Regions from separate parts of the Mus musculus genome. Here regions 1, 2, 3, 4 and 5 are each linked to region 6. Evidence: chromatin loops called from intact Hi-C (ENCODE). Cell type or tissue: heart. All regions are shown on one strand. Region 1 overlaps Itpr1 (inositol 1,4,5-trisphosphate receptor 1). Region 2 overlaps Itpr1 (inositol 1,4,5-trisphosphate receptor 1). Region 3 holds the start of Itpr1 (inositol 1,4,5-trisphosphate receptor 1). Region 4 overlaps Itpr1 (inositol 1,4,5-trisphosphate receptor 1). Region 5 has its middle 5.4 kb from the start of Gm35359. Region 6 has its middle 33 kb from the start of Setmar.

The links. Hi-C counts contacts between places; a loop is a spot of excess contacts. Peaks named below come from ENCODE experiments on the same cell type or tissue, not always from the same donor. Only the 100,000 strongest peaks of a DNase experiment are listed, where the experiment ranks them.
Region 1: it touches region 6 in a loop (4-fold over the local background); 7 of 42 quality-filtered maps call a loop at or near these places.
Region 2: a loop joins it to region 6, with 3 times the contacts of the local background. A loop is called at or near these places in 11 of 42 quality-filtered maps.
Region 3: it touches region 6 in a loop (3-fold over the local background); 12 of 42 quality-filtered maps call a loop at or near these places.
Region 4: it touches region 6 in a loop (9-fold over the local background); 39 of 42 quality-filtered maps call a loop at or near these places.
Region 5: it touches region 6 in a loop (4-fold over the local background); 18 of 42 quality-filtered maps call a loop at or near these places.

The regions. Positions count from the first base shown.
Region 1 is chr6:108,230,559-108,235,558 of GRCm38, forward strand. All of the region lies in intron 2 of Itpr1 (inositol 1,4,5-trisphosphate receptor 1), which reads left to right. Among named protein-coding and RNA genes, the nearest start is that of Itpr1, 20 kb to the left of the region's middle. In heart, a CTCF peak has its summit at 1,929; a DNase peak (open chromatin) is centred at 2,833; H3K27ac peaks cover 2,326 bases.
Region 2 is chr6:108,355,120-108,360,119 of GRCm38, forward strand. It overlaps Itpr1 (inositol 1,4,5-trisphosphate receptor 1), which reads left to right. Exons shown (of 62, transcript NM_010585.5): 9 at 1,081-1,164; 10 at 1,272-1,418. Among named protein-coding and RNA genes, the nearest start is that of Gm35165, 110 kb to the right of the region's middle. In heart, no CTCF peak of the experiment used is centred here; no DNase peak of the experiment used is centred here.
Region 3 is chr6:108,211,179-108,216,178 of GRCm38, forward strand. Itpr1 (inositol 1,4,5-trisphosphate receptor 1) reads left to right here and starts at 1,918. Exons shown (of 62, transcript NM_010585.5): 1 at 1,918-2,175; 2 at 3,025-3,100. Gm38872 (predicted gene, 38872) reads right to left here and starts at 1,740. Exons shown (of 3, transcript NR_167935.1): 1 at 1,677-1,740; 2 at 1,428-1,595; 3 at 1,078-1,262. In heart, no CTCF peak of the experiment used is centred here; DNase peaks (open chromatin) are centred at 903, 1,883 and 2,723; H3K4me3 peaks cover 3,910 bases; H3K27ac peaks cover 2,775 bases.
Region 4 is chr6:108,405,489-108,410,488 of GRCm38, forward strand. Itpr1 (inositol 1,4,5-trisphosphate receptor 1) reads left to right here. Exons shown (of 62, transcript NM_010585.5): 34 at 1-37; 35 at 602-730. Among named protein-coding and RNA genes, the nearest start is that of Gm35165, 65 kb to the right of the region's middle. In heart, a CTCF peak has its summit at 2,856 (motif pointing left); no DNase peak of the experiment used is centred here.
Region 5 is chr6:108,734,236-108,739,235 of GRCm38, forward strand. No RefSeq gene overlaps it. Among named protein-coding and RNA genes, the nearest start is that of Gm35359, 5.4 kb to the left of the region's middle. In heart, a CTCF peak has its summit at 2,106 (motif pointing left); no DNase peak of the experiment used is centred here.
Region 6 is chr6:108,095,959-108,100,958 of GRCm38, forward strand. No RefSeq gene overlaps it. Among named protein-coding and RNA genes, the nearest start is that of Setmar, 33 kb to the left of the region's middle. In heart, a CTCF peak has its summit at 2,657 (motif pointing right); a DNase peak (open chromatin) is centred at 2,743; H3K27ac peaks cover 454 bases.

The sequences.
Region 1 (5,000 bases), 130 kb after region 6:
TTCCAATGGACTCGGGTTGGTTCCCAGCATCTCCATGGCAGCTTGCACCTGTCCTTAAGTTCAGTTCCAGGGGATCTGAGACTCTCACACATAGGATGCAAGCAGGCAGAACACTAATATGAATAAAATAAAAATAAGTCATTAAAATGAAAAAAAAAAAGAAAGAAATGAAATATGGGGTGGAGGGATGGCTTTGTGGTTAGAGTACTTGCTGCTCTGGCAGAAAACCCAGTTTCAGTTCCAGCACCCACATGGCAGCTCATGACTGCCAGGAACTCAGCCCTAGAGGATTCATTGCCCTTTCCTGGTCTCTGAGGGCACTAAACGCATGTAGCACACATGCGGACAAGCTGTCACACATACATGCATATTAATAAAAAAATAAGTTGAAAAATGGTATTTGGGACTGGGGAGATAGCTTAGTAGTTAAAGTGCTTGCCATTCGGAGGTACGGATGGCAGTTCAGGTTCCTGGAGCCCACATAGCCACCTGCCTACAACTGCAGCCTTGAAAGATAGAGACAGAAGATCCCTGGGCACAGCTTGTGAGACTAGACATCCTGGAGACTCTGGGCTTGATGGTGATTCCTGACGTCAACCTCATCTGTGGATGTGTACACACATGCATATGTGTGCCCTCACAGTGCTCCCACATACTCAAACTTATGTACACACACACACACCCCACAGGCTTACACACAAGTGAAAATGGGGAAAAAAAGAAATGAAGCTGGCTGAGACTGACGGAAGCGAGGCGAGGTTAGGAGAAATGAAGGGCTTAGTAATGTTGAGATTTAAAATCACGAGGAGTGGATGTTCAAGCCAAGCTCTTCAGTCTTTCATCTGACAGCACCTACTCTTATTCTGTGAGCACCTACTGTATGCAAGGCATTGCTGTTGGAGATACAGTTGTGTAGAGAGCAGAGCTCTAGAATTGCCTATCCCTCAAGGGTGTCAGACAAGCATCACACCGATAGATGTGAGCTTGTGACAGAAGCAAGCTGAGGAGAGAAGATCTCACAGGCAGAGTTTGTGGAAGTTGCAGAAGGATTTGTCTTCACCCAGTGATCGTGGGAATAATGATTGAACTGAGAGCCGAAGGGCTTGCTTTCACTGAAGCTAGGCAGGTGACTGTGAATGCCGTAAAGCTTGTGATGATGCTGTGGGCAACCAGGAGCAGAACCCTAGATGCTGTTGCCAGTGACAGATCTGTGGAGATCCTAGTTAGGCAAAGGGGCCAGCAGAGCACACAGAGAGTATCTGGGAGGCAGAGAACAACATGGACACTGAGTGCCACTCCCTCTGCTCTGTTCTTAGAGTAGATCTCTGTGTTTGTGTGTTTGTTCTTGCCCTGTCCCTAGGAGTGCAGCCAAACACCCCCTTTTCTTTACCCATTTCTTAGGCAGTGAGAAGCTCGGACACAGGGGGTGGGAACTCCATCTGGCTGCTGTGGCCGCAGTGTGCAGAAGCACCAGGGCAGCTATCCTCTACTCTGGCCAGCTATTCTGGAAAAATCCTGTTCTGACAGGTGCCTTAGGCAGCAATCAGCCGGGGGTGGTGATGGGTGGTGGCGCTTGTAGGTCATAGAGATGGTGACACAGCTTTATACCAGGGGCATTGCTGGTGCTTGTCACAGTCATGTACCCAAACCTCAAGATGTATATAGTGTAGAGCGGGGGACAGCAGGGTTTAGGGAAGTTGTGAATTCCTACACTGAGTAACTCGCAGAACTGGGAGTCAGTGCTGGTGCTTTGAGCCCGGAGCCTTCTGTCTTCCTGTACGCTGAGCTTTGGAGACCATACTGTGTCAGAGTGGAAGGAAAGTGGTAAGCCATTGTGAGAGAGCTATGCAGCCCTCACAGATTTAGAAGCCTTTGAAACTTCAGAAGACAGGTGAGAAGGAAAAGTTTTGGGAGGTGGCTGCCTCCCTGTGGGGACAGCAGTAATTGCTGTGTACTTAAGCAGGAGCTGTGAGCTTCCAGAGGAGACTTTTTTTTTTTTTTTTTTGCTGGATTCCAGCAGTGCACAAGAGACATGCATGATGACATGCTTAGCCAGTGGTTCAAGCCACTGTGTGTATTCAGTCTATAGTTCTGTGCCTTCAGAAAGGCCTGCGGGCCTCATGATTGGGAGTTGAGAGTCGTTCTGTACCGTTCAGCTTTTTCCCAGTAGAGGAATTAGGAAGGATAATTATCTTTCCCTAAAGTAAAATGGATCATCACAGGTCTTACAGGAGGTCATTTGTGGCAACGCCTAGCTGACATTTTATTACAGAGGAACCCCCCCCCCCCTTCATGGAGGTCGAGATCTTAGATTCTTTCAGAATTAGTCTTTATCTTTTAACTGAAGAAAAGAGCTAGCAGTGAACGCTGAAAGCATGTCAGCTCGTGTCTCAGGCACTTTGCATTCATGGCCTCATCCCTTCCCTATGACATGTCTCTGAAGTCTATCCCCAGTGTAGAGATATGTACAGAGGTCCACATCAGCCGAGAAGTCTTGGTGGGCTTAGCATACAAAAATACCTTACACATAGAGAGTCAGGATGGAGTCATAGGTCGACTTAGTCGACTACTAAGCCTGTTTTGTAGAGCTGTTGGCATGGAGCCCTGGGTGTCCTTGTAGTGTTGGGAGCTGCAGTTATGACACAGTTAGGACAGCATGGCAGGTTGGTACCTGCTCTGTTTTTCTCACAGTGACCGGGTCATTGTGTTTGAGGACTACTGGGAGCCCTGCGTGTGGCTGGTAGAGGCATACAGGCAGAATGGTCCTCAATCAGATAAAGAAGTGGCCTCCCACCCAGCTCTCTAACAACAGGAAGTCTTCCTGATGATTGCTGCCAGGCCTACTTCCTACCTAGTCCCTCCAGCCCCAAACGCCTGTTGTTTTGACTCTGCTAGCCCCGGTTTTCCCTTTCAGTACACAACTGATAATTGTTTCAGAGTCTCTCCTCCTGGCCCTCTCCTATCCCTGTGTGCCATTAAAGGCAGAGCAGCGGGAGACCCAGGTGTTTCCAACCAGACCTGGAAGTGGTTCACTTACTCAACTTATCCAAGAAACAAATCACTGTCTGATGCCCCTGGGGATGAATCTGCCCTAATGATCCTTAATTTTTTTTTTTTTAAAGTTGGGACCTTTGGCAGATGGCCCAGTTGAGGATCATTAACTGTGGTGGGTGTACTGGCCTCTGTTTTCAGGGGAAATATAAACTATGGCAAAAGGTTACTTGTTCAATTATCTTGTCTACTTAATAAGCATATGGGCAAGAAAGAAGACGCGTACCCTTTCTTCTGACTTAACAAAAGTGTTATATTTGACTAAGGTAGGAAAATGAGGAATTCAGCAGTAGGAAAAAAATGAATTAGAATTGTCCATAAAGAAAAAAAATGTGGAGGGAGGAGAGGGTGTGGCAGGATGTATTGTATGAGAGAAGAATAAATTAAAAAAAAACATTAAAAGTGAACAGTTCTCCACTGCCACCCAGAGAATAAGAACAGTGGACATTTTCCATTTTCCCAGGGATTACTGTTGATGAAGAAGCCCATGTAAGAACTCAGTAGATCTCTGTGCCTCCTGTCTGACTAATTATCTATGATGAACATGTGAACCTTTCTGTTCTTCAGTTTCCCCAACAACAAAAGAGGGGTGGACCTATGTCACGCCGTGCCACATGTCTGGAGGATTCTGAGACAATCTTATTCTCAGCACAGAGGTGGACACGATAGTCCTTGACAGGCGTTAGCTATTCAGCTTAATGGTGGGGCTGAAGCGTTCAAGCTCCAAGCTACTCAGAGAGTTTCTCATCTGCTCTGATCTCAGAAGCTAAGCCGGGTGGGGTCAGGCTGGAACCTGGATGGGACAAATAGGACTGCTGTAGATTCTTAGTGTCAACTGAAGTCCAGGAACCTGTTGTGATTGTCAGGTTGCAGGTTCACTCATTCTGTCATGTCTTGCCATTGCTGTCATGTCCCAGGCCTTACAGGTTATGTCACACTCTGCTACTACAGAACCCTGGGTTGTATCTGCTGCTTTACAGTGAGAGAAACTTTCAGTAAGATACCCAGAAGAGGATGTAGATTTGAAGGACAATATCATGCTGCTGCTGTCTGGCTTGGCCTTCATCGGAGCCAAATGCCCTTTAGAAGGATACGGCCTGGGAGGAGAGCTTTAGTCACTCCGAATTGGCCCTGCTTGTCTTGCCTAAGCACATTCCTGCCCTCCTGCATCCAGCAGCTCCCCGTTGGTCCTCTGGGAGGCCCGTATGTACAGACACAAATTTGGCCTGACTCAGAAGTCAGTCAAACAGAACTTCTTTTCTAATAACCAGTCCTACAGCCCTACAGCCGGGAGATAGCTACATAGCAGAGCACTGGCTTAGCATATCAAGATCCGAGATTCGATCCCCTAGCGCAGAGGAAGCAAAACAATCATCTTGTGCTTTTATTATACATGGTCTCTGGCCTCTTCATGTAAAATTATCACAATGTGGGGTGGAGGGGATGGCGCCGAGGTAGAGCACTAGCCCAGTATACATAGAGCTCTGGGTTTGATCCCTAGTGAGGTATAGAGTGCCAACTTTAATCTCGGCAGAGAATCTGAGTCAGTAGTCTCTCTTGTGTTCACGGCCAGCCTGGGCTACGTCATATGATGCTATCTCAAAACGTTTATAACCTCTCTCTCTTTTCTTTTCTCCTTCCTTCCTTCCTCCCTCCTTCTCTCCTTCCCTCCCTCCCTCCCTCCCTCCCTCCCTCCCTCCCTCCCTCTCTCTCCCCCTCCCTCCCTTCCCCCCTCTCTTTCTTTTTCAAAAGAAAGAAAATATTGGTCCCAGAAGTATGTTAACTTTCTGGTCATTTATGATAATGCTTTTAAATAGAAGGACCTAAAGTGCATTTTTTGGGGGGTGGAGGGATTTCCATTGGTATTTCTTTTTTGCATGTTGTTCAAAACATTGGTTTGACTCTAGATACAAGGGCCTTAGGAAGAAATAGCAGTATGAGTGACAGGG
Region 2 (5,000 bases), 260 kb after region 6:
TTTATGGTAATTCTCAGGAGGTTACATTACAGGTTGTGTGTAGCCTTGCTACAGTCTCTTATTTTCATCTCTACATCTGCCAATCTCACTGTGTCTCCCTGGGCAGTTACAGACACAGCATCCTAAATCTCTTATGATACGATGTCTGTCTCATGGAGAGGACATGAGCTCTGGATTGTGAAAGATGTGAATTCATATCTCAGCCCGTGGTGCCTGAGCCCTGGAACTGCAGATGAGTTACTTAACATCTCTGTGCATCAGTTCCCAGTCTGAAAGGAGGTCCAGTTTCTTAGGGTGCTGCTGGCGAGTACGTGAGGTGCTGCTCTTGCTGTTAATGACAACCTTGGCGGTTTCAAATGTGTGCAGTGGACCAGTTCTTACCTCAGTATCTCATTCCATTTTATAAGTACTTTATTTCATTTGGCATTTATACATGTGGCTACAGAGCCAGAGACTTAGAGGAGAGAAACATAGCATTCCGAAAGGGGCAGGAGGGAACCAGGGCTTGGAGCTTCAGGTCAGATTTGGAGCATGTGTAGAGACGGGCACAAACGAACCGTTTGTTGCCAAATGTTCTTCCCCGCCACGTGCGTTCTGAGGTTCTTTCTTCGGGATGTATTAGGGACTTTTCTCATGGCCTTTACTCATCGACAAAATACCTGGGGAAAATAAAGCAATTTAAGGTTTATTGTGGCTAAGATGTATGGTGGGGAAGACACAGGGATGGGAGTGGAACAGCTTGACCAGTCAGGCTGTATGTCCGTCCATAGGAAGGAAGCAGAGAGAGTGGCCAGGAGGCAAGGCCAGGCCATCCACCTCAATGCCTTTCACTCTAGAGACCAACTTCCTGAAGCTAGGTCCCTCCTCTTAAAGATTCCAGATCCTGCCAAAACAGCTCCACCAGCTGGGGCCTCTGCCTTCAGACACACAAAAACTCAGGGGACGCTATAGCTCTCTGAACTATATATAACAAGATGTTTGTACTGAAGCCCAGCTGGCCTTCCTGGGAGGAACTTTGGGTCTATATGACATGGCTATTCTAGGAGCTATGTGAAAAATTAACTTTGATTTGCTTTCTAGGTCAACTCCGTCAACTGTAATACAAGCTGGAAGATAGTGCTTTTCATGAAATGGAGTGATAACAAAGACGATATTCTCAAAGGAGTAAGTGCGACTCTTCTTGGCACCGTGCGCTTCTCAGAGTAGCAGGTTGGCTTTGTTTCCAAACCCGTTTCCCAAACCCTTCCCTTCCATCTTGTGTTCACGTACAGGGTGATGTGGTGAGGCTCTTCCATGCCGAGCAAGAGAAGTTTCTCACCTGCGATGAGCACCGGAAGAAGCAGCATGTGTTCCTGAGGACCACCGGCAGGCAGTCAGCCACATCGGCCACCAGTTCCAAAGCCCTGTGGGAAGTGGAGGTGAGCAGTGGGCTGTGGAGGTAAAGCGTGAGGCAGGAGAGGTGAGGGAAGCGACTGGGGATGTGTGTGTGTGTGTGTGTGTGTGTGTGTGTGTGTATGTATGTGTGTGGGGGTGTGATGGAGCTCAGAATTAAACCTCTCAGCAGCTGTGTTTCTAAATCATACCAAGATAGTCATAAAAATTAGTAGACATGGCCCAGGGAAGCAAGCACACCGTGATGTAGCAGACGGAAGTTGCATGGTTTTACGGAGAAAGATACACATTCTTTCCCCAAGTCACCAGAAATGTCTTTTTCTTACCTTCCCCTGTCCTCCTCTGATTTTTTTTCTTTCCTTTCTCTTGCTTGATGTGTATGTATATATCCTGCATATGATGGGTAAGCTGCACTCCCAAAATCTCAACAATAGGGTTACCTAAACAAGCTCTGAGGAAACACCAAAGCTGACGTGCCTCTGTGGATGGGGGTGGGGGTTCCACATGACCCCACCCCTTGGTGAAAGCTCCAGGCAAATTAGTGGCTGCTGAGAGAGGGGAGATCCAGTCTTCTCCAGGGATGAGCCAGCTGATAGGTTATCCAATCCTAAGCATTTATACCTATGAGCAGGCTAGTAATAATAATAGACTTAAAGTAGAAGAGGCCATGGATTTGAGAAGAGTCGGGGGCAAGGGAGGAGTTGAAGGAGGAGGGAAATTATGTAATTTCAATACCCATACGTGAAATTCTCAAATCATAAAAAGAAAAGCAGCAAGCGTCTAGACAGGTGTGCTCAGCAGGAGGGCCTGGGTGCCAGGAGGGCTGTTCCTGGTGCTCTGGAGCTTTGGGGTGACTGGAGAGGTGTTTTGGGGTGACTGGAGAGGTGTTCCCCGTGCTCAGGAGGTTTTAGTAAGGAAGGAAGAACTGATGGGGTGAGGATTAAGACTTCCTAAAAGACAGTGGGTGTCCCAGTACACTGGTCCCAAACCAAAAGCAAAAGTCAATGTGTGGGGAAAGGGAAGGCAGAGGGGAAGGGCGAGGGTTGATAGTGAAGGCAGGGAGATTAGCGAGTTGGCTGGAGGGGGTGAGGAGAAGGAATTAGATACGAGTGCTAAACTGTCACAAGACCTTCAAAGATTGAAAGAGCGAGCATTTGACTGATGTTTCCTAGATGATCTGCATGTGGAAGGGAGAGAAGTGGGGTAGTTCCTGCCATGTAAGGGAAAGGCTTGGACCCGGAAATATTATGAGACAGGCTTGGCACAACACTGAGTAACCTGGCTTTTGGAGCAACACGGGATGAACAGGGGGAAATGACCACACTGGAGACCAGCGCTTCAAATTGCAACTGCCAAAGCTGCGGGGCACTGGGAATGTTCCTCCCAGGCAGGGAGAAGTCCGGAAAGGTGTTCTGAGTGACAGAGTCGGCACAGTCAACAAGCTGCTTACAGAAAGCAGCGATTCTGTCTGAGGAATAATAGGCTTGCAAGACCAAGGAAGAGGCTGATAGGAGTGTTCGACTGAGAGCATGACGGAAGGCAGGGCTGTCCTCCATCGTCTCCCGCTGAGTGTAGTGCATTTCTGCCTCTATTTGTTACCTATGCCCCTTCTCCTGCCTTCTGCCCTTGGCAAATATAGTAGAATGCCCAAGTCATAAACACAGAATTATGTTTTTTTATATTCCACTCAGCTAAGAACCAGCACCTGGATCAGGCACCAGAAGAACAATAGCCCATACGAGGTCCCCCAGCCTGTTCCCGAGTACGTCCCATTTGCTCCTGGATAGGTGACTGCTGATAGGTGGCCAGCCTCTCCCTTGACTGGCACGGAGCAGCTTTCAGCCTATGCAGCCTGTAAATTTGCCAGTTGTTGATGACTTTTGAGTTCTTTATAATTTGGAGCTGTTATCCATAAAGCTTCAGGGACACTTGTGCTTAGACATAAGTTTTCATGTGTTTGCATGCACGACAGTGGGATAACTGAAGCCTGTATTGGCTATAGGATCAATGTTATAAGAAATTGCCAATCCAAATCCAGTGGGGACGACATGCTGCTAATTTCGGCATTTGGAAGCCAAGGCAGCAGGATTACCATGAGTTCAGAGTCAAGCTAGGCTAGCTGTAGACACCCAAACCAAAACAGAAAGGAAACTGAGAACAAGGATGAAGTTGCCTACCTGTCTTCTAAAGCAGAGGGAGTATTTTCGAATTCTTCCCTGAGCATTCAAGATTCTCTGTTCTTTTCCATGGCTGCCACTGAAACAGATATGACAGTGCTGCTCCTCGTGGCCTTTGCCCTCCCTTGTGATGTTGCTGATTTCCTTTGTGCTCATCTTTTCTTTGTGCAGCCTTTCTCGTATAGTATCTGCTCAAATACTTTGCCCATTTACAAATTTCCTTCCTTTTCTTTGACCTGGATGTAGAAATACGCTCATCCTGGCATTGGGTAGATAATTTCCTGCAGTTGCCATGATAAAGACACATGACCTATCTACCTACATTCATCTTATCCATCCATCTCTCCTCTTTGTTTGTGTGTGGGGGTGTGTGTGTGTGGGGGGGGTATGTTAGCTTGTCCATCAGTTTTCTTTGCTTTTTCCTCTCCGGTGTCTGAAGCATTTCTTCTTTGGCTGTTCACATCTGTTTAGGGACAGTCAGTCCATTTAGCTTGTTCCATTCAGGGAGTTCCCTGAGAGCTAGAAAGAACTTTGTCTTTATTCACAGATATCCTCCTTGTTCACAGTTTGTGTTTGTTCTTTTCTTTGCACTCAAAATAGTGTCCAAGAAGAAAGTGGGTAGAGGAAGCAGAGAAGGTACAGGAGGAGGAAGTCAGGGAGTGGGAGAGGGAAGCAGAGAGGATACAGGAGGAGGAAGTCAGGGAGTGGGAGAGGGAAGCAGAGAAGGTACAGGAGGAGGAAGTCAGGGAGTGGGAGAGGGAAGCAGAGAGGATACAGGAGGAGGAAGTCAGGGAGTGGGAGAGGGAAGCAGAGAGGATACAGGAGGAGGAAGTCAGGGAGTGGGAGAGGGAAGCAGAGAAGGTACAGGAGGAGGAAGTCAGGGAGTGGGAGAGGAAAGCAGAGAGGATACAGGAGGAGGAAGTCAGGGGGTCGGGGACGGGAGGAGGTAAGAGAGGAAAGAGACAGGTAGGACAGCAGTCTCCCAAGGTAACTAGAAGTGGAAATACAAAGTAAGGAAAAACCAAACATGTCGGAAGTAGAGGGAAAGCAGACTGTCTCCTGCCTTAACTACTTCTCTTGAGCCATTTCTTCAGTGGACGGGATAGTTTTGTACAGTTGGCACTTTATAAACAGATGTTCACTCTGCTGGGACATGGTTAAGAAAATATGTAAGCCTATAGAAATCAGGGTCTCTGACACCAGTGCCTTAAAAACCATTCACCAAGCCTTCCTTATTCAAAATTGATTGAGATTAATAAAAGATTGACAACTTTCCGAGGAAATTTAACTTGAAAGTTCCCTTGAGGGCATTTTCTTTTTGCTCTGAGGACAACCAGCTGTCAATTTCTTGCTTCATTAAAATCTGTCTCCTGCCAGTTTTTGTTTGTTTGTTTGTTTCTTTGTCTTCTTTCTTCTGAATTTCCTATGAAA
Region 3 (5,000 bases), 120 kb after region 6:
TTTTTATCGGGGAAAGGAAAAAACAACAGATATGAAAGGTGTGGATTCCTCTGTGGTGACAAGTTGGGGTTTTTCCCGAGGACAGACAGGCAGCTTGAAGCATCCCCACTTGCCTCCTAGATTGCCAACGGTGCCTTTTGGATATAACTTAACCTGCATGCCTTTAGCTTTCCATGTGCTATCGCTGAAATGATCTACTTAAATTACTTAGAAACAATGCCTGGGCCACAGGACGCACCCGTGTGATGCCCCTAATGGTTAGGTTGAGCACTAAATATGCAATAATTGTTACCTATTTTGCCCTCTATTGTTCTTAAAGTTTCACGAGAGGAGGCAAGGCTGTTGAATCACGTAATAGGAAAAGAGAACAGGCAAACATTAATGAGTATTGAATCCCTCTCTAGATGGCAAACCTGGGGTAAAGAGTTCAAGGTGATTTGCCTAAGGGCTTAGAGGCTGCTCCTAAAATAGGAGGGGCTCCTTTAAGGAGGTGGTGATGGAGGTCCCAATGGGCAAGTGCTTAGTATAGGTACAGGTTGGAGTTGCAAAGGAGACCAAAGTTAACCTGGCTTGTCCTGTTCTTTGGCCTTATACCTGCTGTATACAAAGAGGTTACAAACCCAGAATCAGTGACACTCAATAGCATGCTGTACAGAAAGCAGGTAGGCTGAGCTCTGTAGAACCATTTGTTTTCATTACAAGGATTACTGTTAACAGGTCTTTAGCGGTAGCAGACAGACCCCCATTTAGGATGTTATGATATATTTTGGCGCGCTCTCATATCCTGGCACAGTGCCTGGCCTGGCACCCAGATGACACCCGGGGAACGTTTGTGGAATGAATACGTGCAGTCTAGTTTGTAGGGTGGGATGGGGAAGGAGACAGTAGGATAACTTTGCCTGTGATGCAAACTCTTCTTCCCAAGACCAAAGTTCTATGCACTTTGCAGCCTGGAGCCTACACTATTTTCTGGTGTGTGGAAATCCATTTCAGCCCAGAGGCTTGGGTTGAAGACTTGCAGCACGCCTCGCCTGGACGCACTCATCTTAGTATAAGCAGTTTTCTCTGAAGCCCTTATTTTTTTGGTTTGCGGTTTATTTACTTTAGCGTTTACAGATTCCAGGAGCATAGGGGTCTTAGAAGCGGGGTCAGGACCGAGGTCGCGGTTTGTATTTCTTTCCTGCTTCGCGATCACAACATCAGCAAGTCACAACATGGTTCCTTTATTTGCTCACTCGTCAGGGTAGCGTTTCTTTTACCTCCTACCGGGCGACGAAAGACAGACCCAGCTCGAATTCAGAAAAGGGCTCTCACACGATTACCCCGCATCCTCAATAGCAGGGACCACCCCATTTCCAGACTTAGTTTTTCATGCAGACACTAGCAGGATCCAATAAAAAACTAGACCAGATTTAATAAAGACAAACTTGTTTCTTTAATCCTTGACCGCAAACACTGGCGTTTTTGTGCCTCGGATTTCTGAAATTCTTGGCTCCAGGACACAGGGCGCGCGGGGGTGGGTAAATAGCTTGTAAAAACTTCCCGAAGCAGTAATCCGAGCTCTTCCTCTCTCTCCGGACCCTAGTGACACCTGACTTTAGGAAGGGAAGATACAAGTCAAAAGAGAAGGGTTCACAGAGGTAGGGGACATACCCAGTGGGTCGGGCTTGCCAAACCTGGGGAGTCCGGTGTTCAGACACAAGTTCGCAACCCGAGCCTTCAGCCTGGGCGCCTCTTCCCCCTCCCACCCCTGGTCAGCGCGCGGGAGTCTATTTAGAACCCAGCCCCGGAGCCCAGGGGATTCTGGGACTTGTAGTCCCTCTGCGCAGCCCCAGGCGCCGGCACGACCTGGGACTCGGACTACATTGCCCAGGGAGCTTCCCGGCCTATATAAGCGGTCGGGCGCTGCTTTAAAGTGCAGTAACCATGTGGATGTTCTGCTGAAGCGTTTCCTCAAGCCTGCCGGGGTGGGAGGAGAGGAGGAGGTGGTGGTGGTGGAGGAGGTGGAGGCAGAGGGTGGAGAGAGAGAAAGCGCACGCCGAGAGGAGGTGTGGGTGTTCCGCTCCCATCCTAACGGAACGAGCTCCCTCTTCGCGGACATGGGATTGCCCAGCGGCTGCTAACCCCTCTCCTGGTCCTGATCCCCCAAACCGGCGTGGCTCCCCGGTCACCAAGGTAGCTGCTGGGGCCGGGCAGAGGGCGCGGGGAGTTGGCACTAGCTCCCGTGCGCAGAAGTTTTTGCCCTGATCACCGGGAGTTCTTGGTGGCTTTGGTGGCTTTGCATGCACTTGGCGTGTATTTTGGGGCTTCTTTCCCTGTGAACAGTTTTGGGGGGAGGTATATATTTTTTTTCAGGCTTAAGTAACCCCAAACGTCCTCGACTCTAGTGACCGGTTTCAACCTCCTTCCCCGTATTGAAATGGCATTCCCCCAAGTTGGAAACGGTTGGAGTGTCTGCAGGAAATAGTTTTTTTTCCCCCTGGGGGGGGGTATTTGAGGGGGTCATATGAGTTCGCTCAAGGAAATAATCTTTCTAAAAATGTAGCTAGCCCTGTTGCGCTGCTCAGCTGGTAGGATAATGCATGCGTGGGGGTCCCCGTGGGTTAAAAAAAAAAAAAAGGAAGAAAACCGGAGGAAGGGGGGGGGGGGCGATGAGGAAAGAAGTGTGGACGGAGCTCGTGCCCAATGAGGACGCGGGTTTCACATACTTGGCCTCCACGCGGGGAAACAAGTGCTTTGGGATCTCAACACGTCCCTTACTTCCATCCACCTTCAATCCCCATCCGGCGTGTTCGAAGTTTCTGCGTGTCTGATCTTTCTGGCCAGCTACTGACGGGAAATAAGCATGCTGGGTTTGCTTTTATTTGGGGGAAAGAGATCCCTCCGACTTAGCTGCTAAATTTGGAGGGGAGTGGGATCTGCAGGAAAAGCGGAGGCTATAAAAGTCAAAACTTGGATTTGAGAATTTCTGATAGACCCTCGCGAGATCCCCTACTCAGTCTTCTTTCTTTGTTAAATATTTAGGAGCTGATTACAAGGGACCAGGATTTGCATCCTTGGCTGGGCGTCCATTGGCTACAGAGTGCCTGACCTGGGTCAGGTGAGTGTGCGAGCCGAGTGCTGTAGTCAAAAATGGGTTTTTGTCCTAAGCATTTTCTAAGTCCTCTTGTAGCTGCCATAGAGGTAAAGTAGGGAAAAGAAAGACACCGTGGTCAAAATTGGTCATGGTCTTGGGTGAGTAAAGGTCTAGTGACAGCCACTTTTGAAGGTCGCTCAGAAGTGAAGCATGGCGGGGTGAGGGGGGTGGGGTGGGGAAGATGTCGGTAAGCGACCACAACGTGCAGTTAAAGGGACTGTAAAGTGGGTGGTCCCTTACCAGCCTGAGAGGAGCCCTCATTAGTTTAATTCCCAAAGATGCAGAACTTTTCATCTGCCAAGATCCCTAAGCAAGAGTGAGATACCCCTCCCTTTCACAAACTGTCACTTTGTTCTGTTCGGTTGTGGGCATGCCTGTACCCAGAATGGGCTGGGCTGCAAGAAATGAAAGTGACAAATTGAAAGAATGAGAACTTAAAAACGGGAAGGAAGAGCTTAAAGAATACTACAGTCGCTTCCAGGGTTTCACTGGAGCCACCTGAATGTCAAGGAACCCAGCGGGCTTCTCTTGCTTTGGGACCTGTTCCTGGATGAGGAGCTGAGGGCAGGCAGCATTTCTGTCAGTATAATGGCATATTTAAAACCATCACAGCCCGTTTCTAGAAAATAAAGCTTCTGTAGGTACAGGTGCCACTATGGTTTCAGGTTTGGCCATTGGATTTTGTTTTTGTTTTTGTTTTCCTAAAATGTCTGGGAATTGAGTAAACAACAAGTTAATAGGGGTGGGTGGTGAGCTGTGGGCAGCTGGTCCTTGGTAACTTCTTTAATGTCCTAAATATTTAGCTGTTCCCTGGGCTACAATCTTTGGGCTTTTCTAATTAGTGAATAAAAGCCAGATACTTCATTATGGTAGTAGAATGCTTTTGTTTCCTGTTGATAAGGTCCTCAGGAATACTGGCAGAGCGGGAAACATTTGGAAGGGAAGGCTAGTTCTTCTGTGGACTTAAGTCTATGTTGATTAAAGCTTGGGGTCAGCCTTCTCTTTGAAGTACATTACAGACGAGGTTAACTGGTCCACAGACTCTTCTCTATCTTTTGCCTAAAAATAATGAGGCTGTTCCATTAGGTAGTAGCAAGCCAGCTGCAGAGCTGTATCCCAGAAGACCTTAGATGTGGGTAAAGAAACCAAGATACAGAATGAAGTCACTGGGCAGCCCGGGCAGTAATGTGTACCGCTTGTGTTTAAGTTTATGGAGAACTGGGCGGGGGGTGGGGGGAGATGCTAGGAAAAATAGTAAACATATTGATCTTAATGCATTAACTTATTTATGTCTTACCAACAATGTACAAGCTATTCTTAGTTTGATGTATGAAGAAAATGATAGCGCCATTGGCAGGGATAAAAGACTGTAGGTATTTGTAGGAGGATTTGACGTTGGGCTGAATTCATTTTGGAAAGCTCTGTGTTGAAAGCTTGAATCAGGACAGTTAAGGAAAACCAGAGGAAAGCCAGTGTCTCCGTGCAGCCTTAGGCCTGGCTCATATCTGAAGTATAGCGTGGTCATTCACATCACGGCACCTGAGCAGGTTTGAAGGAGTCAGGTGTGTCTCTACGTGAATAATTGGAGAGCTTAAACCGCTTTAGTTTTACCTGTGGAATGTTGGTAGCTTGTCCTGTGGCCTCTGGCTTGCCTGGCAACTAGTTGTTGCAGTGGTTTTCTTCTCCATTCCTTTCTTTCTTTCCCCATTTCTTTCATGGATGTGTGCATTGCATGAGTATACGGGGCAAGCACAATCTGCTCTTGACTAAATCAATTCGGAACAGAAAATCTCATCAAGATTTCCTTCTAACTAAGCAAGGGAAGTTCTTTATGTTCCAAATGAATCACTCCGGCCTCTCCATC
Region 4 (5,000 bases), 310 kb after region 6:
GAAGTTGTTTGAGAATTTCCTCGTGGACATCTGCAGGGTGAGGCGTGTGTGTGTGTGTGTCTGTGTCTGTGTCTGTGTGTGTGAGTATGATAGGACTGTCTGTCATCCCTGTTCAGAAATGCTGTAAAAGCCAGTTGTGAATTTTCTTCCATGAACAGTTCTGAGTGGAAGGGTCTGTTCATACTTGATACTTTTGTTACTTTTTTCTTTTTAGTAATTTCTTATTTCATCTGTAATATAAGTGATTTTTTTTTGTAACTCAAGGTATAGAACTATTCAATTTGTTTAAAAATTTATTCTCCAACCTTAGAAAGGGCTAATCTTATTCCAAGCAGAACGATTAAATAGTGGACAGGTACTATACTATCCAAAGCATCTCTCATTCCAAAACCCGTGTGGTCACCTATTATACACTGTGACTTCCTGTTTGTCACCTATTATACACTGTGACTTCCTGTTCCACACTGAAATCTTCATGATCATCTGTTATACACTGTGGCCTCCATATCTTTACTTCTGTCCCGTGAGGAATGTCATTTGTTGATATTCTGGAGTAGGCTTGCATACCGAGTTGAGTTCCCAGTCTCTGTCTCTTTTCTAGGCCTGTAACAACACAAGCGACAGGAAGCACGCAGACTCCATTCTGGAGAAGTACGTCACTGAAATCGTGATGAGCATCGTCACCACCTTCTTCAGCTCTCCCTTCTCAGACCAGAGCACCACTCTGCAGGTGAGAACGGCCTCCCGAGGGACAGTTTTCATGTGGGCATCTGCAGTCTACATCCAGGCATGTGCAGGGAGCTGGAAATGAGCCATTCTGCAAAGCCAGAATGGAAGGTGGCTCTGTCAGGGGCCCTTGGGGGCAGAAGGGAAGTTGCCCATAGTACCTGTAGGGATTGGCTCTTGGACCTTCTCGGTCCTCACATACCAAAATCCAGGGGTGCTTAAGTCCTGAACAGTAAATGGTGTTATAGTTGCATAGAAGCTACCCACATGCTCCCTCAGACTTTAAATCGTCTCTAAGCGACTTACAGTGAGCCATGCCATGCAGCCGCTGTGAGAGTAGTTGGCCCACCATATTATTCAGGGGCAAGGAAAACTGTGTATGAATTCCATACAGACCTGATGATTTTTCAGATATTTTCAGTCCTTGATAAATCTGCACATGGAGAACCCAAGGATACACGAGAGTGGCGATCCATTCTTGAGAAGTAGAGCCCATTAACAACAGCCAGGTGCATCATCTCTTTGTACTTTTACACCAAGTGCCAACCAGGAAATCACAGTGATTAATGAGGCCAGACACGCTTCTCTTGTAGTAGAAGGTGACATTCGAGATGGTGATGCCCCAGGAGATAGTGAAACAGTGTTGAAAACCATAAGCTGTATGCCGTGGGTCGGCTGATGGCCCAACAGGTGGAGGCACGTGCTCACAGGCCTGACGACCTGAGTTCAATCCCTGTATCTACTGGGTAGCAAGAGACAATCAGCTTGTAAGGATTGTCCTCTGAATTCCAAACCTGTGCTGTTGAACATGTGTACCTGGAGACAGACAGACAGACAGACAGACAGACACACACACACACACACACACACAGCTTTAAATGGGGCATACATTATGGCTTCTCACCTTGGTTGCTACTGTTTCCTTCTGTGGACTAAATTTATCCAGCATATAAGCAAGAATTGCCAGAGAAGTAAATCTTCAAATGACAAATATTCCAAATCTCTCCTAAGGTGTAGTTTATACCCAGAAATCAAGGTGTAATTCTGAAGACGTAGCTGATAGATCTCTGAACCTTTCATTGGTAATGAACACGCCTGTGTAGCCTCTCGTGCTGTTCCTTTGTAAGGCGTGTCTTCTCCTTAGCTACATCTCAGTTCTTTCTCCCTCCCGCCTCCTATGTCAGAGCTGAGACCGATGAATTTGGCGTTAGATGCACTGCATTTGAGCTGCCAGGGAAATGCCCAAGTATCAGCTTGTAAATGTGAATTCCAGGGAGGAAGAGGAGAATTCTGGAAGCTTTAGAGCAAGACAGATTGGATTCAAATCTCTATTCTGTCCTATCTGAGCTCTGTTAACACAGAGAGGTCACTGAACTTCCTGTTCCCTCCCCTCCCCTCCCTTTTCATGCCTTCTCTTTTTCTCCTTTCTATTTTGAAACAGGGTCTCATGTAGCCTATGGTGGCTCAGACTCACTATGTCACCAAGGCTGGCCTTGACTTCCTGATCCTCCTGCTTTGACCTCCCAACGGTGCCACCACACCTGGCTCAGAACTTATCGTGTATGTCTGGCAAGAATATAATATCAACTTGGTGTGCTCTTGTGAGAATGAGATACAATATTTATTTGAAACATTCAGTATAGTACCTAGCACACAGCAGGAGGTTCAAATGTGGCAGCCTCTACCGGTCTGCAGACTAGTGTCTCAGACATTGCTGGGCCTTTGATGCTGGTATTAACGACCAGCACCTAGTTACCAATTTTTTGAGTTAGTACTTGAGCTCTGAGACTCAGAAGGATAAAATGGCTAAAGATTAAAAATAAAGTCTTAGCCGGGGCAGGGAAGGGACTTCGCGGGGCCTGGAGGGAACATGAATGGTTCAAGAGAGGAGCTGAGAGGCCAGAGGAAGGCGCAGTTATGGATAGGATAGGGATAGGATTCATAACCAAGTAGGACTGCAGGACTATTTCACATTACAGTGTGGTGCCTGCAACTGGAGGCATGGGGAGAAAGGTGGGCAGAGGGAAGACAGGAAGGGAAAAAGGAGAAAGAAATGAAAAGGAGCCACTGTCCCAATGTCCCTTCCACAGTGCCTTACCTATCAAAGGTTCCACCACATTCCAGCAGTGCCCCCTTGTGGATAACTCCTGAAATTACATGTATCCTTGAGTCCCTGTATCACTCTTTACCCAATCAAACAATGAATAGACTATAGGACTAGCCCTGTCCTTTTGGCTAAGAAGTCAAGTGAGCTGATGTCACCATGCTGCCTGTCACATTTTTCAGTTAGGAGGCAACTACTGAGAACTCATTCGGTCACCTTTATATGCCCAGGTATCAGACAGGAGGAAGCAGATGGCTCATAAACACTGGTTCGTGTGAATTGACTAACCAAGGAACACTTCTCCGTGACTTAGACTATAGGGGTCTCGTCTCAAGCTCAGCATTTATAATAATGCCCCTTCCTTCTTCACAGGGTCATTCTAAGGCTAAATGAGATACTCGCGCAGTTCTTAGCACAGGGGCAGGCCAGGGGCAAGGACTCGGGGCAGGTAGCTCTTTCGATTGGGACCCTTTATAAACTCAGAGGTTAAGCAGAAGCCACAGCCATAGGAACTGACTCTAGGTTCCTTGGCCAATTCCTCTGGCTCCCTGTCCCCTTGACCTCTATGAGTACTGAAGCTTGCTGCTGGGTGGTTGGGAGCGCAGGGCAGGCTGTTCTTCCGGAAGATTCCAGTCCCAGCTGACCTGAATGGGGAGAAGAGGTTGAGTCAGCGCTCTGCTGGCCTCTCTTAGCAGTTTTGGATAATTTTATCCTTGCCCAGCCTTTGTCTTATACTAGAACACAAAGGTAACTTCCATGTCACATAGTTATTATCCAGGTCCAAATGAGATCATGCATGACACATCTGGCTTGTATCACGCACCCAACAATGGGAAGATACATGAACCGCATTTGTAGGGGGGAACTGAAAATTCTATTCCTCTGTTTCATTTTCTTAAAACAGGCTCTCTTTCTCCTCTAGCACTTGCCTTGGTTCCCTCTCACCATGGAAATCCCTTTAGATTTCTCACCGCCTCTTTCTTTACTCCTTTCCGATGCACTTTAGTGCAGCCGAATGAGTTATCTGCCCCAAACAGATGACTGGTGCAGCTCACCATACACCTTTGCCTGGCATGTCCAAAGAGAAAAATGTCACATGAATAGAGATAAGAAATCCCTACTTTAAAAAGCATTCAGAAAGTCAGTATCTAATTCACTAGCTGTATGCATGCTCTTACTTTAAAAGGAGTGCAAACTTAGTTCTTCTCATGAGGCCAAAGAGAGGTCTTCTCATAGAAAGCAATTGGCTTGTGCCCGTGCTCTGGGTTAAATGGATATTTATTGTCACTACCCATTACAGCTGGGTTGTCTTTGTACCATCAAAGAGACTGTCATAAATAAGGATAGAGGTGACGTCCCTGCTGACATCCATCTGGCATTCCATTTTTGTGAATTAAAAATATAGTGTCTACAGGACAGCCAGGGCTATAGAGAAACCCTGTCTTGAAAAAGCCAAAAAAAAAAAAAAAAAATATATAGTGTCTAGGGCCAGTGAAATGGCTCAAGTATAAAGGCACTTGCTAGCATGCCTAGTAGGCCTGTGTTTGATCCCTGGAACTCCCATGCTAGAAGGACAGAACTGACTCCCCATGACACACATGAATGCATACAGTTAAACAATAAGTAAATTAAATAAGCAAACAAAGTATTGGACATACAGATGCTAGCTCAGGATGGTGGTTTGCACCTGTAGTGCAGCTGTTGGGACGCTGCAGCAGCAGCAGAATCATGAGGTCAGAGCTTTTCTTGGGACATGGTGCTTCAAGGAGAGTTTGGTCTAAGTGACTGTGGTACATCTAACATGCTGGGGGCCACTCACACCAGGGTGAAATCGCTGACCTGGGTTAATTCATCTGGTTCGTAGTTGCGTGGCTTTACTGCTTTGGAGCGTTTGATTTCCCTGCTCACTCTGGTGATCAGAATTCATTAGATAATATCAAGTTTAAAATGCATCTAAAATAAGTAACATGAAGTCGGTGATACTATTTTATTGCTTTAAAATGCTCCTGAGCTTCTCTCACCATCTAGGCACTGTGTTCTTCAGCTTTCTGTTGATATGATGAAAAAAAAACAGACTAATTTAGTTACAAACAAAAAAAGATTAATTTTTTTTTCCCCAAAGCTTTGCGGTGAGGCAGCATATCATGGCAGGAGTGTCTGATGGGGTAGA
Region 5 (5,000 bases), 640 kb after region 6:
GCCAAATGTCTTGTACTTTGTTCAAGTAAGCGCCTTCAGAATCAAGGCAAGATTTTATCTGGGTCTCTTTGCCACTCACTGCTTGAGAATTTTATAGGGTTTTATTCGTTTAATAATATTTTGGATTTTATGTCATCATATCCTGCAGCAAACATATATTGAAATAATAACAGAAGTTGGGTGCGATGTTTCACATCTATAATCTCAGCACTCAGGAAGCTGAAGCAGATAGATCATGAGTCCAAGTTGAACTTGGTCTACATAGGGACAGGACATCCAGGACAGCTGGATATACATCTGAATGAGACCGCATCTGAAATAAAGGAAAAAAGACAATCCATCCATGGAGTGGGTGCTGGATCGTAGCAGTTGGGAAGCCTACATATAAGCATTCAGTGTAGCTCAGGTGGGCCTCTGAGATCCTCCTGTCTCAGTTGCCTGAGTAGCTGGAGTTAGAAGCATATGCCACCCAGTTTATATTGAATGTCCCCCAATCATCTCCTGAGAAATCATACTTCCTACAAGGATCAGGAATCATGGTGAGTTTTCAAAGTTCTTCTCTCCCTATAACAAGGACCATCAGCAATTTGGTTAAGTGTTCTCTCTGGAGAGGCATGGCCACTGGGGAGAGGAGGAAGGGTGGAGGTCTAGAGATGGTTTAAGGTATTTCTGAGGTTTATCGCAATGAGACTCTATCACCATACTGCTCTCCATGCTGCTTCTTACAGTGTAGCTGCTTTTGTGATTAGTCTTGGGTGCTTTGTTTCTTCAGAAAAGTCCAAGGCAAGAACTGACAAATACGTTTTGAAGTAAGGAATAAACCACCAGTGGGACCATTTTCTTAGGAAAAAAAATATGTTTGCAGATAGGAGCTCTTATTTTCCTCCAATTTTTAAGTATACTGAAACTTTGGGCTTGCTAGCTCTCTAGCTAATTCCAGTGAAAGTTGAGAGCTTATATTTTCATGCAGGAGATCAACATCAAGCAAGTGAACAGGAGAAAAGCAAGCAAGCAAGCAAGCAAGCAAGCCAAGCAAGCAAGCAAGCAAGCAAACAAGCCAAGCAAGCAAAGCCACCATGTGCAATCAAGGCCCATGCCATGAAAGTGACTTGTTCTGATTTAGTGGACTTCTCTGGGTACCAAAGGAGAATGAACTAGAGAAAAATGAAGTCTGGAGATCAGCTGGGAGCTAGTGCCAGTGACTCGACAACGAGAGGATGACAGCTTGGATGGAGTAAATGGAAGTGGACCCATCAGATTTTTGAAATTTGAGGTATGAGGTATGTGCACGCATGTGCATGTTTGCGTGTATGCATGCGTGTGTGTACTTGCTCTAGGCAAGGAAGAAGTCGGTAAATCAGTGTCTAGGATTTGAATGGCTATGGCTGGCTGGCTATTCTATGTATAGAGATAAGAGAAGCAAACAAGAATAAGTGACATTGGCAGAGAGGTCAGGGAAAGGACAGTCCCTTTTGGATGAATTCTTTAGTTCAGTGGTTGAGCATTTGACTAGTGTGAATGAGGTGCTGCTTTCTATGGACAGTATTGCAAAAAATAATAAAATAAAATATGTATTTGAAAACACAAATGCGTATGTATATAGGTATGTATGTACATACATATGTATGTACATGTGTATGTATGTATTATATATGTGTGTATTATATACACAGACTATACATACACATGCATATAACACATCCATATTCTTTTTTTTTTTAAATAGAGAAATCCATGTAGCCCAGGCAGGCCTCTAACTCACTCTGTATGCATAAATGATTTTGAATTTCTGATTTCCTGCATCTGTCTGCAGTATTGTATTACAGACATGAGCCACCCAGATGCTTTTTAAGCGGTGCTAGGAGTTCAGGCTGATTCTGACATGCTAGGTAAGCACTCTACTTACTGAGCTACGTCCTCACCCCCTATATAGTTATTTAATGATAGATTAAAGGTGTAGGAGCTGATACAGGAAGGTGCCTCTTCTACCATTTTGAAGTTTCTGGGCAGTGAGAAGAAAGGACTTCGGGGATTTGGGTCTTTGTTGAGTATCTCTTATAGGTACACGTTCATGTCTCTGAGACATGGACTGTGGACGCCACCTGGTGGTCTGCTCTAGCCATTTTTACAGCATGCTCTTTAGGATACAAAGCAAGTCTTAGTTCATCAAGAACACAGAAGTGGGCTGTGGTTAAGACCAGAGTTTGGTTCCCATCACCAATGTCAGTTACTTCCTGTAACACTGCGGATTCTGTTCCCAGCACTGACACAGTGACTTACAGCTATCCAAACTTCTAGTTCCAAGGGACCTGACCCCTCTTTTCAAACCTTCTATGGCACCAGGCACATATGTGGTGCACATATATGTATACGCAAGTAAAAGTCATGCGCATAAAACAAATGACCCTAAATTAAAAAAAAATAAAAATTATTAAAAAGAATATACACCCACACACTTTCAATGTTTTGACTTACATATATACGCACAAACTTACAATTCTGAAATAAACCCATGAACTTACAATGGTTTGATTAAGGGTTAAAAAAAAGCTAAAAAAAAAAAAAAACAAAAACAAAAACCAGCTATAGTGTGGAAACTGTACTTAGAGTTTTGATCTTCCCAGGGCTAGCTATATGTGGTAAGATACACTCTGGTGGCCATGACAAACAGCTGAGACTCTCCAGTGTCCTGTGTCGCTAAGCTGGGATGTTCAGTAGGTCAGGTATGTTACTGCATGTCCAACTGTATGTTTGTGATAGAAATAGGTCCCTTGGGACGAACCCCACTGTCGGTTGAAGGGCAGCTGTATAAGCTCCCATGCAATACAGATCAACGCTGCTTCCCCAGTAGGTTGCAGTCTTTCGTAGAAAGACCAGGGATGACGTGGGTGTGGCAGAATCATGGGAATAATTAGGACTTGGAACTCACATTGAGATTGGGATTTCTTTCTTTTTCTTCTTTTTGGTTTTCCGAGATAGGGTTTCTGTGTATAGCCCTGGCTGTCCTGGAACTCACTCTGCAGACCAGGCTGGCCTTGAACTCAGAAATCCGCCTGCCTCTGCCTCCCAAGTGCTGGGATTAAAGGCGTGTGCCACCATGCCCGGCGAGATTTGGATTTCAATTCCATTTTTGCTTCAGCCAATAGCAAGTCTCCTGGGTCCTAGAGCAACGATTCTCAATCTTCCTAAAGCTTCCACCCTATTACACAGTTCCTTATGTGGTGGTGACCCCCAACCGTAGAGTTGTTGCTACTTCATAACTGTAATTTTGCTACTGTTATGAATCGTAATGCAAATACCTGTGTTTTCCAACAGTCTAATGCAACCCCTGTGAAAGGGTTGTTTGACACAAAAGAGGTCATGACCCACAGACTGAGAAACACTGTTTAGACTCTGACGCAGTCTGGCAAACTTTCTGGATGACAGAAGTGGTCCACGTCTGCAAGGTCTACTACACGACAGCCACTAGTCGTGTGTGGCTGATAACAGCTGCCGTGTGGCTGCTGTGGCTGCTTTTCACTTATTTGTTCCGATTGGAAGGGATGAGGGGAGGACTCTGTTGGTAAAGTGCTTGCCTTGAAAGCTGGGAGACCTGAGTTTAATCCCCAGTACCAACATTAAAAGTCTGAGTGTGGTGCCCCACACTTGCGATCCCAGTGCCTGGAGCCTGCTGGCCAGCCAGCCTAACCTAACTAGGTAGGCTTGGGTACCAATGACAGACCCTCATCTCAAAGGCTAAAGTGGACAGCTCCTGAGGAATGTCATCCAAGATTGACTTCTGAACTTCAAAAATGTGCAAACATGTACCTTTGAGTGAGTGTGCAGCATACCACACACACACACACACACACACCAGCACACCACACACACACACACACACACACTCACCAGCACACCACACACACACACGCACACACACAATTTAAGTTGTGACAACTACAGCTAACGTATTCTATACTGCACAACATGATCGGTTTCCTCATCTGTACATCCCTACCTGTGAAATTTTGTGACAGCTGATTTGGGACCACTAGAAGGAGTTTCTACCACTGCACCCGAGTTATAGCAGGCAATCAAGAACTATGCCTTGGGTGAATACCCCTGATGGAATCAGAGTAAACTCTCCCACCCATGCCCCTCAACCCAGCACTGAAAGTTTTCATTAATCTCCTGCTGTGACTTCAGAAGGAAAAACAAGGAATATGCATGAGCCCCACAAGTCCCCTCCTCTTAAAAACACTCTGTTTGGAATGAATCAGTGTGGTGTTCCGTGTTTACCCCCTCTTTCTGAGATGGGAGACAGTATCAGCTTGTGGTGAGAAAGTCCTCCCAGTCAATGAATAATCAAAGGCAAAGCCAAGCAGATGATAAATCTTGGCCTCCCTCCCATAAAGCCACCCACTAAGCAGAGCTGAGTAAATCTGTTCGGGCTTAGCATATTTTTCAGGGTAATTGGTTGCAGTTCTCTCTAATTCTTTGATTGGCTAACTTTGTCCTGGGCCTATTCCAAGCTAATAAAACAGAGAGTGAAGTAAGTTTCTGATTTCGGCTTTAAGTTTCAGGGAGGGACCTCGAAGCATTAGTTCTGACAATGCTGGGAGGAAAAAATAATGTTAGTTCTTGCTTCTCCATTCTGGATCCTGGCAACATCTGGGCTTCTGTAATCTTCCCAGATGGTTTCCTTCTCCTGGGAGAGGGCTGCAGGTAACTTGGAGGGAATATCACAAAGTGCCGAGCAATTACAGTAATTATGGCTCTGCGGTGTAGGTTGGGAGTGTTTCAAACCATGGAGCTCAGAAGCTATGAACATCAACAAGAGGCAGACTCCAGACACTTCAAACCATGTGGAATCCGAAGATACAGGCTTGGACGCTAGTTTCATCAACTGTCTACTGAGTGACCTTGGGCAAGATCTTGACCTCTCTGCACTTCTGTCTTCCTGCCTGTAGAATGGGTGTACCGCTGCCCTTCTCAGCAGTTACTGGGAGAATCAAGACAGT
Region 6 (5,000 bases):
TCAGACGCAAAGTAGGAGAAAGTACAGCAGAGTCCCTGTGTCGGGGCATATAACATGGGTACACCCTTTTCTGTGCTGTCAACTGCTACACAAGGCTAGCGATATCCATCACTATTAAAATAATTGTGTGTTTTAATATACCATATGGGCCCCAGGAATGTATCCTACCAACATATTGCCACAAATTGCCAAAGATAAATAAGAAAGAACTGGTCTGCTGTTTTAACAATGAAGATTTTTTTTAAAATACGCAGATACTTAGGGTAAAGGAATGTTTAAATCAAATCAATTGTTTTAAAATGAACTATACCTAGGCTTGAGAGATGACTCAGAGGTTAAAAGCTGCTGTTTCAGAGAGCCCAAGTTTCACGCCCAGGACGAGTGAATCAAACCACCTGTAACTCCAGCTCTAGGGGATGTAACACCATATTCTGGCCTCTGCAGGTACCTGCATTCACATACTCATACAGACACACACTCATAATTTAAAGCAACAACAATAATCTAGGGGTTGGAGAGATGGCCCAATGGTTTAAGAAGTGCAGAGGATTCAGGTCCGATTACCAGCAATCACATGGCAGCTGTGAATCACCTGTAACTCTAGTTCCAGAGAATGCCACCCATCCTTCTTGGCCTCTGAGAGCACATATACTCACATGCACATATACACAGACACAAGCATATACAGAGACACAAGCATATACACATGATTTAAAAATGAAATATTTTAAAAGGTGCACTTTAAAATTTTAAGAAGGAGGGGTTGGAGAGATGGTTCAGTGGTTAGGAGCACTGTCCCCTCTACCGAGGACTGGGGTCCAATTCCCAGAATTACATGGCAGTTCACAAGTGTCTGCAACTCCAGTTCCAGAGATCTACTAACCATCCCCACACAAACATACATACAGGCAAACCACCAATGCATCTTAAATAAATAAATACAAACCTTAAGTGAACTTAAAGATGAGCCATCCCCACAGCAATACACAGCACCGTCACAAGCTGTATAAGATATAGTATTATCTAAAGATTCTTTTTCTTTCAGTGCTGGGTATCAAACTCTCACACCATCACAAATGTTAAGCGGGTGTTTTTTCACCAAATTATATAACCCAGCTCCATCTTGTTTTATAAAAGCAAGGTTTTATACTATCCACATCATTTCTATGTATGAGCACAGACATAATTGTGTGTATCAGCTGATTCTGTCCAAACTAGCATACATATGTAGTACTGTTTATAAATGCATAGAATAATCTGGAAAGAGGCTATTGACAATGATAACCTACTGCCATGGGTTTGAAAGATCAGAACTTACAGAATAAAAGAGAAGCACCAGAGAGAGAGCAGGGGTGGGGGTGGGGCAACATTTTATGTTGTATTGTTTGTTTGTAAAAGTCTCTCTACATAGCTAAGGCTAGCCTCAAATCAACAGTCTCCCTGCCTCAACCTCTACTTACTCCTTTGAGTTGCTAGTTTTACCCCAGGTATTGATTACATATGATACATTTTTAAAATACAGATTTTTCTGGGGGAAACTTGATAGCTATTAATAATACTTTCTTAAGATTACAATATAATCACATCATTTCTCTCCTTTTCTCCCTCCCATATTCCTCTACTTGTTCTTTTTCAAATACATAGCCTCTATTTTTCATTAATTGTTGTTCCATGCATATATGCATATATGTTTATTTCCCTAAATATAACCTGCTCAGACTCTATAATGCTACTTGTATGTATGTTTTCAGGGACCTTTGGTATTGGATAAGCAGTTGGTGTGCTCTTCTCTGGGGAAGAGCATTTCTCCCGCTCTCAGCATTCCAATATTCTTCCTGTAGAGCTGAGGCCCCGTGGGCTTTCCCTGTGCACTTTGGAATGTCCGTTGCTCACCTCACATTACTATGCAGTCATGCTGGTGAGACTTTATGGGTGTAGCTTCTGACATGGGAAGACACAGTTTCCCAGCAAACCCTCTACTCTCGTATCTATTGTGACCCTTCTGCCCCCTCTCCTGCCATGTTCTCTGAGCCTTAGGTTTGGGGATGTTCAGTAAATTCAGACTCTGAGACTAGGCTCCCCAGCTCTGCATTCTGACTGGTCGTGATTCTCCATAATGGTATCCACCCACTGCAAAGACAAGTTTCTTTAATAAGGGATGCTAGAAAAATAATGTTTCCAAAACTCCAAATGAAAAGATGAGGAATCATTTCAAAGCTCTCTTTCTGCCTATTCTTCACAAAGCTAGCAGCTGGAGCAGGAGAGAGGATGGCTCAGCAGACAAGAGCACTAGCTGTTCCAGAAGTGGACCCAAGTCTGGTTCCCCGAACCCACAAAGTGCTCACAACTGTCCTGGAGCTCCAGTTCCAAGGGATTTGACCTTGGTGGGCACCAAACACACTGGTGATGTACACACACCCATGTAGGCAAGACACTCACACACATAAACTAAAAACAAATAAACAAATAAAAACAAACACCTGAACATTGACCCAAGAGAAGATGTACCCCATCTCATTTAGCTTCTTCCTCTTAGCAACCCTAAATCCACAGCACCCCTAAATGAAAGGTTCTTCAAATTTGCAGACGATTTATTAAAAAAACAGTAAGAAAACAATAAAATAAATAACTACAAAGCCCATCTGGCCACTAGAGGGAGAACGTTACACATAAAAGTACTTTTGGCAGCCACCTTACAGCTGAAATGTGGCCACAGGAGGAAGTGCAAATGTTGCCGCCCACAAACACTGCTAAAAGCTCAGAGACCACAAACAATGGCCACTGGGTTCCAGTCTTTGCCTTCCCTTATATGTCCCGAAGCGAAGGCCTTCGCTAATACGATTATACACGTGATTGTGACTGCCCTGATGGTGGCTTTCTACCACTATCACTCAACTCTTTACAACTGTTTTGGAACAGAAGCAAAGGGCCCCAAACTATTTCTTAAGGAACAATGTTCCATTTTGAGCCCAGCAGCGGAGGTAAGAGAATAGGAAAGGTCAGCCTTGTTTCACAAAGACCAGGCAACTGAACTGTACACTTTTGCAGACTTCGAATGAGCCCAGTGAATACACTCTTCCCCTTGCTCTTCAGAATGGATTTCAGCCCCTTCTGTCAGTTTCACTCAGTTCACGCACTTGAACACAAATGAGCTGACAATGTATGCTGTGGTTGCCATTATTTCCAGCATTTATCTTTCTTTCTTTCTTTTTTTGTTTTTTTGAGACAGGGTTTCTCTGTGTAGCCCTGGCTGTCCTGGAACTCACTCTGTAAATCAGGCTGGCCTCGAACTCAGAAATCTGCCTGCCTCTGCCTCTGCCTCTGCCTCCCAAGTGCTGGGACTAAAGGCATGCGCCACCACTGCCCGGGTGACAAATTCTTTCTTGAGAGTCATCTAATTATTTGTAAAAATAAGTGGTACATTTGGCAGGGAGGGGGAAGATGGGCTCAAAGTGTGTCTTTCCAAAAATGCCATGGTCTTAACCTCCAATGTCTTATTAACTCACTGGAGGAACTGAGATGTGGCAAAGCAGAGACATTCCAAGTTGGGACTGGATTTAAGGCAAGTCAAGGGTCTATGCGTACATCACACTATACGACCTTAACAGCCCAGCCTGGGTTCTATGTCATCTATACATATTTTCACTTGCTTTTCAAGCCATAAATGGGCTGGTGAACTCAGTCAAAGTCATAGATCTAACAAGCGGTGGGACCAGATTTTAAATCATTGAATTTGACAGCCTGAAGTTAATGTTCTCAGCCACCTCCCTCCTGCCTGTTTCTCCCTACGGACCTTTTGCTCAGCCTCATAATTTCTCAGACTCCATCCATGTTTCCCGTCACCAAAGGCACAATAAAGTCAAATATCCAATACCATAGCAGCAACAAAAACAGTAAGTCCTGAGCCTACCTCATCCCACAGCTGCCCCAGGGCACCTTGCAGACACTTAAGAGTCCTAGTTTCCTACATGCCCACTGGGAATAATGACCCAAAACAACTAGTTCCTCCCACCACTGTGCTCCAGATCAAACTAGATCATGGGCATTAAGCACTCCTGAGCACCTAGGAGGTGCCTGAAATTGCTAGCTGCGAAGTATAGTAATCAGAAGCCATAGCACCAAGAAGTCAAACCTCAGCAGGGAAGAGCGAAGTGGGTGCTTCAGACTGCAAGAGCCTGGCCCTTCTAACTGGCTTTGTAATACAGCCATCTCCTAAAGAGAAGACATTAAGGACACAGAGGGTCCCAGACCATTGTCCCCTCGAGTGAAGGCTTCCATGTTGAGAAACCTTCCTTGACATGTGGAACACTTGTGGGAGTCTGACATTAGACTGATTCCAGCTATGAGACTTGTCCATGCACCACATGATGTTTCAAAGGCTATGTGGAAGATGTGACGTGCATGGCAGCTTCTTGGAAGGTCATTTAAGCTGTTCTTAGAGTAATTTGTGCTCAGTTCTTGCTGGGCTGTCTTCAGAGGGGTTGGAGAAGGGTGAGTCATGTTCTTCAAAGACAAAGACAGGTAGTTACTGTGGGACCTGGCTTCTCTCCTAGAGAATTCACTCTCAAAGTTCTCACTCCTAAAAAAGACAGAGAACTCAAAAGAAGCTATATACCATGAAGTCTCTTGAAAATTCTATAGTACACTCATGTGATACTAGGAATGAAGAAGGAGGAAGAGGAAGAGGAGGGGACTACTACTACTACTACTACTACTACTAGTAATGTTGAAAATACTGCTGACTCACTGACCCTGATGATGCTGGAGAAGCTCAGAGCCCCAAACCATAACACATGAACTGCTGAGCTAGGAAAGCCCTGTACCCTGTGAGTCCTTTCTCCCAAACCCTAATTGTCCCCTTGAACAACATCTTAACCTTTAAATGTGGGAGCTGATGAAGTTAGAACGGAGATCCTGGACCTGTAATCACAGCAAAAAGGATACATTTAAATCATGAGGCTGAACTAAACCAAACTCAAATCAGCTCAGAGAACAGTTCA